Linked DNA regions of Homo sapiens: region 1 is linked to region 2. A link is a contact called in ENCODE Hi-C or POLR2A ChIA-PET data. All regions are on one chromosome and are shown on one strand. The core of a region is the stretch at or near the end of the contact, and the rest is flanking DNA. Distances in the headings are between cores, read along the strand shown. Region 1 overlaps PRKCB (protein kinase C beta). Region 2 overlaps ERN2 (endoplasmic reticulum to nucleus signaling 2).

Region 1 (4,850 bases), core at 567-3,066, 340 kb before region 2:
GCGCCACCACACTCCAGCCTGGGCAACAGATGGAGTCTCCCTCTCAAACAAGAATAATAGAGATTTCACAATGTTGTGAAGGTGGAAAGAGATAACACGTAAGGTTTAGAGCACTGCACATCCCATGCGGCCCATAAATGTTGGCTGCCCGCAGTCATGCTTTGGAACGAGTGTATTTCCCACAGAATGACACCAGAGGGAAGCAGAGTCTCATATTTGTCTCACCAGCATCGGGAACCTCAATCAGTGGGGAAAACTGGCTTCCCTTGAACCTGAAACTGCGGGATTTCCCCTGGGGCCCCCAAGCATCACACTGGGAGGCAGGCGACCACTTGGAGGAAAACATAATGCAATGGATTGCACATTTTCTAAAATCTCACTGGGCTTCACGAAATCTCAAGTTTAAAAGAATTATATTGTACAGGGATAAGTATTTTTCAGCTTTTACACAATCTACGTAAAGCCCCTCCGCAACCCAGGGCTCAATGCATCAGAGCTACTGAACCAGTCTGAGGCCTCAGAAACACTAATTTTTGCAAAATTAATCTCTTCCATGATCAATTTCCTGAGTTACCAACTCATAAACCCTTATTTATATTCATTAGATATATAAAGTCCACAGTAGTTTGTCACTAGCCTTTGAGAAGAAATTCCTGCAAAGTTTTAGCTCCACTCCCAGCCAGCTCAGTGCTGGTTATACCGGGGCTTATGGCTGAGTATTCCTCAAGCCAGTGCTGCTGAGTTCCAATTTTGCTTGAACTTCCCATATCAGAGCCAGGTATGTCTTGAATGCTGGGATACATGAGTGACAGCCCCACCACCACCACCACCACCACCACCAGCAGCTCCTCCTCTCACTGCATCTCCCAGGAGACTGTACCATCCTGCTTTCTAATTATCATGAAATATTTTAGACATGCAGAAAATATAGAGAATAATAAAATTACAGCATAGCCACCATCAGGTTCAAGAAAGAAATATTTCAAATATGTGGAAAGCCCCTGAATTGCACCCTCCAACCCTCCTCCTTCCCAAGATATTATATTCTCCAAATCTGGGGTTTATCATCAAGACTCCATTTTTCCTGCTGGAAAAGTTTGCGGAAGAAGCAAGCTTCCCTTCTCTGCTATCTGAGTAAAGGAAATGCAACTACCCATCCCAAAAGATTACTAAAAAAGAGTGGGAAATGAGAAGGAGAGAAGGGAAGTGGAGGATCCTGAGGAAGTTAGAAGTCCAAGGAACTCAGACGTCTCCTCTCTGAACCCAAGTCAGCCTGGGGTGCTGATGGACGAAGCTTTGAGGGTGTACAGTTTCTAAAGATCCCCCTGCTGCAGGGAGGGGCTGTCATGGGCAGGGCATGGGGCAGAAGCAGTGCCACACCCCCTCCCCGTCCCTGGACTGCCCCACCCCTCCACTGGACTGCCCCACCCCTCCGCCACCCTCCCCTTCTCAATCACACAGGTCAAGCAAGGTCAGGAGCCAGTGGAGCCCCAGGGCCACCTACCGAGGACAATGAGGACGTCCCTGTCGATGTGGGCCTGGATGTAGATGCGGCCGCGGCGCTCCGTGTGGTCCGTGCCACACAGGCTGGGAACATTCATCACGCAGCGCTTGTGCACATTCATCATGCAGGCTGTGAGGGCAGAGAGAGGGGATGTGGCTTAGGCTGGCCCAGGCTGGGGGCTGCAGACATCTGCCCCACCCAAGACCGCTGAGCCCTTCCTGTTTCCCTCCTTTGAGACAGCTGAGACACACGAGCCTGGCTGAGACCAACTTGCCTGCCAGGATCTCATCAGAAGGGCTTTTCCAACTCTTCCCCCTGAACCCTGATGGGCAAAGGAGGTAGAACTTGTCTGTTCCCCACCCACAGCCAAGGGTGCAGTCTGAAGCAAGCACACCCCACACCCCTTAAGGCTCTGAAGCCAGAGTCACCAACTTCAATGCTCACAGGCTGGCTGGTCACATGAGTGAGGAAAGCTAAGGGGGTGGCAGGGACTTGGCCAAGCCAAGTGGGAAACAGAGCAAAAACATTCCCCATTTCTCAACGTATGCAGGAATCTCGATGTGTACGTGACAGCTCTGATTTTTAAATATTAACAGCTAATAGGTTGGGCTCCCTGGAAAGAGTCTGAGACGGGGAGTTTTGAGCACAAGGTTTTTGGGGAGTGCTCTTGTGGGGAGAAGTTCGTTTGCCACGTGGATGCAATCAAAGCTGATGTTAGGGGGAGCCCAGAGCTGAGATGACCCTTCAGAGTTGTTCCAAACTGAGACAAGAGGGCTGGGCACCACAATCATCTGGTCTCCCTGGAAGAGGCATTATCTTGGGCAATTATGCAGGATGGGGCACTGCTGTGAACCACAGCTAGGGGATGGGGTGGGACCATGAAGAGGGGGTCTGGGCTGGCCATAGTGTCCACCATAATTAATTACAAGGAAAAAGATTTAGAGCCAGGGCAGGGTGGATAAAATGTGCCTATACACTGAATTTGGCCTTCGGCCATCTCTCATGTTATAGGATATCCACTCCCTCTGCGCACTCCTCCGTAGAGTATCTGTGTCTATTTCAATGTGGTGGGTGATTTCTTCTAGGTCTTGAGCAATAATGCCCCACTCCAGGAAGGTGTGCCAGGCACCCAGGATTCTCCAGGGGGACGCTAGTTCCAGTTGGAGAAGCCAGAAGGAGAGGCCAAGTCACCCCATGGGCCCCTATTTCAAGGGATCTGGGGGCAAGGGACCCTTCTCAGACCACCCAAGTCCCAGGAGGCAGCAGGCCTATTACAAAAACTAGAAATGAGTTGTGGGGAGGGAAGGGAGAGCCCTCTGGGACCTGAGCACCAGCCTGAGCTCCCACCCACCACTGTCTCTGAGGCAGGGACATTGTCCCTATATTAGGGCCCCATGTGTGGTAAGAGGAGCTGGTGTCCTGCAGGCAGAAGGCTCCAACCTCACTGTCCCCCTGTGGCTCTTGCCATGTTTCTGTGTCTGTCTCTCTGTTTCCACGTTGCTGCATGTCTCTTGTCTCTGCTGTCCCACTTCTGCACGTGGCTCACTGCCTTGGCCGTGTCTGTGAATCGGTCTGTTCCACTCTCTGCACTTGTCTCTGGCCTCTTTGTCTCTCCCTTTCTCCAACTGTGTCTCTCTGCCTCTCTCCTCCGTGTCTCTCTGTGGCTCTCCATGTGTGCTTCTGTCTCTGTCTCTGGTCTTTCCATCTCTATACCTCTGCATGAGCCTGTGTAATGGCGTCTCTCTCTGTGTCCATGCCAATCATTTTATCTTTTCTTCTTCTTCTTCTTTGAGAGTCTCACTCTGTCACCCAGGCTGGAGTGCAGTAGTGTGATCTCAGCTCACTGCAACCTCTGCTTCCTGGGTTCAAGTGATTTTCCTGCCTCAGCCTCCCAAGTAGCTGGGATTACAAGTACCCACCACCTTGACTGGCTAATTTTTGTATTTTTAGTAGAGATTGGGTTTTGCCACGTTGGCCAAGCTGGTCTCAAACTCCTGACCTTAGGTGATCCACCCGCCTCAGCCTCCCAAAGTGTTGGGATTACAGGAGTGAACCACTGCACCTGGCTTATCTGTTGGTCTGTGTGTCTGCCTGTCCCTCCTTTTGCCTGAGTCTCTCTCTAGCTGAGTCTCTCTGTAGCTTCCACGCCCCACATTCCTCCCTGTGTTAGGGTTGCATGTGTCCATCTTTCCCCTGCATCTGTGTCTGTCTATGCATGTGTGTTTCTTGCTGTCTGTCTTGCTCCCTACCACCCTTATTCACCCTCACAGTCCTCTCTGTCACTCTCTGCCCTATGACTTTCTCCCTCTGTCCTCTGGGCCTCAGGACCCTTGGGAGAGCAGTACCACTAGCCTCATGACACCCAGCCTGCTGCAGACCAACAGGTCTGTGGGAGCCACCAGCACCTCCAGTGTCCCTGTAGCTTTGTGGCCATAGCTCTCAAAGCCTGTCTGCTCCCCTGCCCCACAGGCCATCCGGGCCTTGGCCTCATAAAGAGGAGTCCTACCCCACCTGCCTTTCCTACCACATCCTGGCCAGAGAATGATGCTCTTTCCTCCTCCAGCACAAACCTGTGGGTGCTGCAGGGCCACAGGTCTTCTCCATGCAAAGAATGCATCAGCCCCACATCTCAATGCTGAAAACAGTGGTGGTGCATGGCTGCAGAAATGCCCATGATTTGTTCATGCCTCTGGGTGTCAACAGCCATGGACTGCCCCTTCCCACACTGTGACTGTGCATCTCACATGCCACTTGCTTTGACCAGTGGATCAGGAGCAAAAGACACAAGTAGAGACTTGAAGTGTGGCTGCCAATGGGACTTGCCCTCCTAAGAAACTCAGGACCCTGTGACCTCCGTGCATGCACGGAGGCTAGGTAGCCTAGCCCACTGAGGAGGAAAGACACGTGGCCTGGTCATCACCATCACCCAGATGACAGCCAGCCATCCTCCAGGACATGTGGGTGAGGCCACCATGGCCCAGACAGCTCCCAGCCCACCTCCATCTGCTAATCCACCATGAACCATGAGTTCATGCTTTATGAACATGCGTGACATCAGCTGAGGCCAGCCCAGATTCAAAGAACTGCCTTGCAGAGTCATGAGCTAAAAAAATGTTTATTGTCTTCAGTCACAGTGTTTTGGGGTGGGAGGATCATTATGCAGCAACAGATAACTGGTACACCAGCCCCAACGAGGACAGGGGGGAATGTATGGCAGACCTGGACCCCAAACCAAGTGGAAGCAGCCCTTCCCATTGCTTCTGCCATCAGCAGATGCCCCCAGAGAGAAAAAGTACTTACTGTCACATTTCATCCCCTGGTGGATGAGTCCATACAGCAGTGACCC
Region 2 (4,775 bases), core at 1,213-3,712:
CTCAGGAGGCTGACGTGGGAGGATTGCTCGAGCCCAAGAGTTTGAGGCTGCAGTGAGCTATGGTCACACCACTGCACTGTATAACACAGTGAGACCCTGTCTCAAAAAAAAAAAAAAAAGACATTGACTATTTAAATCATGAAACATAGGTCACATTTTCTTTATTCTTCTTCAGCGTAAAAATTGTAAAATATTCATTGAAAACAAAAACTATAAAAGCATGTGCTCCTGGGAGAGGTTTGGACCAAAATCACTAGTAAGTAGCTCAAGGTTAGAAGGAACAGCCATGGCCTAGAGCAATAATTCTCAAATCCGGTTGCTCATCAGAATCACCTGGGAGCCCACTCCAGCGCTAACGCGTTTAGGATCTCTGGAGGTGGACATCTATATTTTTAGTGACATTCCAAGAGTACCTGTATTTTTTAGTGACATCCCATGAAATGCTGGTCATTGGGTAGGTTTAGAAAACCGTTCTTCTGGGCAACATGATGTTTCAGCACTGTGGAGAGTGCCACGTTTCCCACCATACACAGACCACTCACTGCCCCTTCAGCTAAGCCCAGCTCTGTGCTGGGTGATGAAGAAAAGTTAGGGGTTCCCTGGTGGAAGGGGGTGCTAAAAGTGAAGGGCCCTTTATCCCCAGCTATTGAGCCTGAGCCGAGAGAAACTTTGGGACTCCGAGCTGCATCCAGAAGAAAAAACTCCAGACTCTTACTTGGGGCTGGGACCCCAAGACCTGCTGGCAGCTAGCCTCACTGCTGTCCTCCTGGGAGGGTGGATTCTCTTTGTGATGAGGCAGGTAGGCCCACCGCCCTGACCTCAGGTCTATCTGGGGAGAACGCTGCTTCTCCTCTCTGAGACCACTCAGCAACTCTCTCCCTCTACCCAGCTCTGATTTTGCCCCCTGCCTCCCTCCCAGCAGCTCCCCAGGCCCCTGCGATCTTGCTCTGTAAGTTCATGCAGTCTGGTGAGGCCATCTCAGTCACAGATACTGGGCCCATCACGGGGCAGGGCGTGGCCAGGACAAAGCTCTCTTAGGCTCTCATGTTACAGCAACAGCCGCAGGTGGTGGAGAAGCAGCAGGAGACCCCCCTGGCACCTGCAGACTTTGCTCACATCTCCCAGGATGCCCAGTCCCTGCACTCGGGGGCCAGCCGGAGGAGCCAGAAGAGGCTTCAGAGTCCCTCAAAGCAAGCCCAGCCACTCGACGACCCTGAAGGTGAGCCTGTGTGAACAAGACAGGGCAGTCAGGAACAGAGAAAAGCCAGGGGCAGATTTAGCTGCAAAGCTGGTTTATTAAAAGCCACTATAGTGGGGTGGTTAGGTCTACATGAATTAAGAAGAGTGTTTTGAGTAGAGCCTGCTACGTAATTGAGCACTCTAGGAGTGTCTGCTGTCATTTTTTCATCATTATTTTTTTGGAGACAGGATCTTGCTCTGTTGCCCAGGCTGGAGTACAGTGGCACAATCATAGCTCACTGCAGCCTCAAGCTCCTGGGCTCAAGAAATCCTCCCTCCTCAGCCTCTCAAGTAGCTGTGACTACAGGCATAAACCACCATGCCCAGCTAGTTTTAAAGTTTTGTTTTGTTTTGCAGAGATTGGGTCTCGCTATGTTACCCAGGCTGGTCTTGAACTGATGTCCTCTAGTGATCCTCCCACCTTAGCCTCCCAAAGTGCTGGGATTACAGGCATGAGTCACCATGCCCAGCTCATTATTGTATTATTATTTTCAAGGAACCTGGGTGTAGATAAAACTGGGTATAGATCTAAGGCTGCTCTCTGTTTACCTCTTTTGAGCTCAGTTTTTTCATTTGTCAAATGGGAATAATAACATCCAGTTCATTACATCATCTCATCATGAGAAGTCACAATCATTATTATTAAATAATACTTAGGTAATATTAATATTCATGTTAAAATGATGTTATATTTGGAAACAATAATAGTAAACGACCTTTGTACAATTTAGTACCTTTTATTTTTTAAACACTTATCTTTTCTCAATTTAGTCTTCTAAAGACTAAAGCCCTTTTAGGTTGGGCATGGTGGCTTACACCTGTAATCCCAGAACTTTCAGAGGCCAAGGTGGGGATTGCTTAAGGCCAGGAGTTCGAGACCAGCCTGGGCAACATAGGGAGACCTTGTCTCTACAAATAATACAAACAATTCGCCGGGCGTGGTGGTGTGCACCTGCAGTCCCAGCTACTCAGAAGGCTAAGGCAGGAGGATCGCTTGAGTCCAGAAGGTCGAGGCTGCAGTGAGCTGTGAATCTTTCAAGGTTCCTCTGGCATCTGGAATGTTCCAGGGGCTTCTTGCATGCCTTTACCAATCAGCCCAGGCTACTTCTGCTTGATTGGCTCTGGGCTGGCTCATGGTTTTGGTTGTCTTTGTGAACTTGTGCTGGCACCTTCTAGTCACTGCTCAAGCCACTTCCTCATACCTTGGCCCCACCCTGCCGTCACCTTCTCAGGCGGAAGTCTATGCCACACTTGGCTTGATACTCCAGTGCTGTTCGCAATGTCCGCCTCTGTGGTCATTGTGCCTTAGCCCAGAGGAAAACAGCTCCCCTTCCTCAGGGGTCAGCTCTTTTAGAGGGCCCTGCAGCAGGATTTCCTGAGCCCTGAGCTGTTGTAGTTTTTGTCATTTTACTGGCCCTGGGTGGGTCCAAGTAATACTCACCCCACTGTACCCCAAAACGCCCATCTCCCTGGACCTTCGGACTCGAGTTGAGTCTGGCTCATCTTTACCTGGACAACCAGGACTCCATCTTTCCCCAGGATCATTCTTGTCAAAGTCCTCATGGACTATTTTATGGTTCACAAAATTACAGTGGAGTCACAGCCAACTTTCATTTAACTTGAATAAATTTGGCTGGGCACGGTGGCTCATGCCTGTAATCCCAGCACTTTGGGAGGCCAAGGCAGGGGGATCACTTGAGGTCAGGGGTTCGAGACCAGCATGGCTAACATGGTGAAACCACATCTCTACTAAAAATACAAAAATGAGTCTGGTGTGGTGGTGGGTGCCTGTAGTTCCAGCTACTGGGGGGTGGCTGAGGTACAAGAATTGCTTAAACCCAAGAGGCAGAGGTTGCAATGAGCCAAGATTGCGCCACTGCACTCCAGCCTGGGCAACAGAGCAAGACTCCACCTCAAAACAAAACAAAACAAAAAACCCACAAAAAACAAAAACAAAAACTTACACAAATTCATCTACATGTGCTTGGCTGGGCCTCCCTCAGGACCTCTGGCTGCATCATGTATTCAATAACAAGTGGATGCAATCCAGCCTGAACCAGGGATAACATTTCTATAGCGCTTACTGTATACCAGGCTATACCAGGCAGTGTTCTGAATCCTTTGAATGCATTAACTCATGAGATAACATTCCTGTGAGGTGAATGTTATTATAGAATTCTCCTTTTATGGAAGAGGAAACTAAGGCAGAAAGGTCTAGTGACAACTCCCATCCTTACCCCCGGCTCACAAAGCTAATAAGTGGCAGCTCAGGGGTCCAAATGCATGTGGCTGGCTCCAGCAAGTGCCCTAATTTCTGTGGGATGGTGCCCCTGTTTGAACAATACCTGGCAAATACCTGTGAAAGAATGTGACTGACTGTAAGTGTTCCCCAACCTGTGTAGAAGCAGCAGCAAAGTCCATCATGTGTATGCAGGATTTCCAGAGGTAATTCTGACTGTATGCCCTTTCTCCCTGACACGAGATTTTTGATTACTTTAGAATTGAGCTTGGGAGGCTTAGGTGGGAGGATTGCTTGAGCCCAGCCTGGGCAACATAGTGAAGCCCCATCTCTACAAAAATTAAAAATACAAAAAGATTAGCCAGGCATGGAGGCACATGCCTGTAATCCAGCTGCTTGGGGGGCTGAGGCAGGAGGATTGCTTGAGCCCAGGAGTTCGAGGTTACAGTGAGCTATGATCACGCCAGTGCACTCTAGCCTGGGTGACAGAGTGAGCCCCTGTTTCTAAAACAACAACAACAACGACAAAAACTCCCACATTTGCTGCCTCTCCATTATAATTATGCAAAAGGCTAAGCAAAGTGATAACAAATATCTGTGTGTGCAGACTGAGCCTCCCCAGCTCATATATCTGCATTGAAGGCCTTTGTGGCCTTAAGTCTGGCCTGTCTCTTCGAGGGTGCTTCTGAACATCTAATCCAGGAAACTCTAAGCAAGTGTTTACTCCATGCCGAGAGTACTGAGAGCAGACACACAAGAGCCTCTGAGTCCAGCAGAGCCAGTGACACAAAGAGGGCCCAGAAGGGTGACTGTCACCTGCAGTCAGATGAGCAGGGTTTGTTCAAGCAGCTCTGTCCCTGCTCTCTGATCTGCCTGTTTTTCCTATGTGTGGGTGATGTACTTCCAGCAAGGCCCTGCCTGAGCCCATCTACTCCAGAAAGTCCAGTGTATACCAAAGGTACTGCCTGCATCTTACTGACAGATGAGTATGAACTCTAAGCAAATAATCCAGAGGAATGCTAAGGTGCAACTTGGTGTTTTCTCACTGATCCCTAATGCTGATTTTATTATTATTATTATTATTATTATTATTATTATTATTAATTATTGAGATAGGGTCTTGCTGTGTCACTCAGGCTGAAATGTAGTGGCGTGATCTCAGCTCACTGCAACATCTGCTTCCCAGGCTCAAGCCAATCCTCCCACCTCAGCCTACTGAGTAGCTGGATGACAGGCACACAACACCATGCCTGGCTAGTTTTTTTTGTAAAGATGGGGTTTCATCATGTTCCCAGGC

The links. Hi-C counts contacts between places; a loop is a spot of excess contacts on that map. ChIA-PET counts read pairs that join two places held with the same protein, here RNA polymerase II (POLR2A). Pooled maps may share reads with other maps.
Region 1: a loop to region 2 is called in a pooled map, with 2.8 times the contacts of the local background. The contact joins two enhancer-like sites. A Hi-C loop is called at or near these places in 1 of 50 pooled maps. POLR2A ChIA-PET finds 5 or more read pairs at or near these places in 2 of 52 experiments (H1 and WTC11).

Annotation. Positions count from the first base shown.
Region 1 is chr16:24,032,202-24,037,051 of GRCh38, reverse strand. It overlaps PRKCB (protein kinase C beta), which reads right to left. Exons shown (of 17, transcript NM_002738.7): 4 at 4,805-4,850; 5 at 1,505-1,633. Among named protein-coding and RNA genes, the nearest start is that of MIR1273H, 170 kb to the left of the region's middle. Within about 2 kb of position 1,816, at least 6 of the 41 ENCODE cell types and tissues checked have a DNase peak (open chromatin) inside an H3K27ac peak, as active enhancers do.
Region 2 is chr16:23,696,983-23,701,757 of GRCh38, reverse strand. ERN2 (endoplasmic reticulum to nucleus signaling 2) reads left to right here. Exons shown (of 22, transcript NM_033266.4): 12 at 644-799; 13 at 1,054-1,219. Among named protein-coding and RNA genes, the nearest start is that of ERN2, 14 kb to the left of the region's middle. Within about 2 kb of position 2,462, at least 6 of the 41 ENCODE cell types and tissues checked have a DNase peak (open chromatin) inside an H3K27ac peak, as active enhancers do.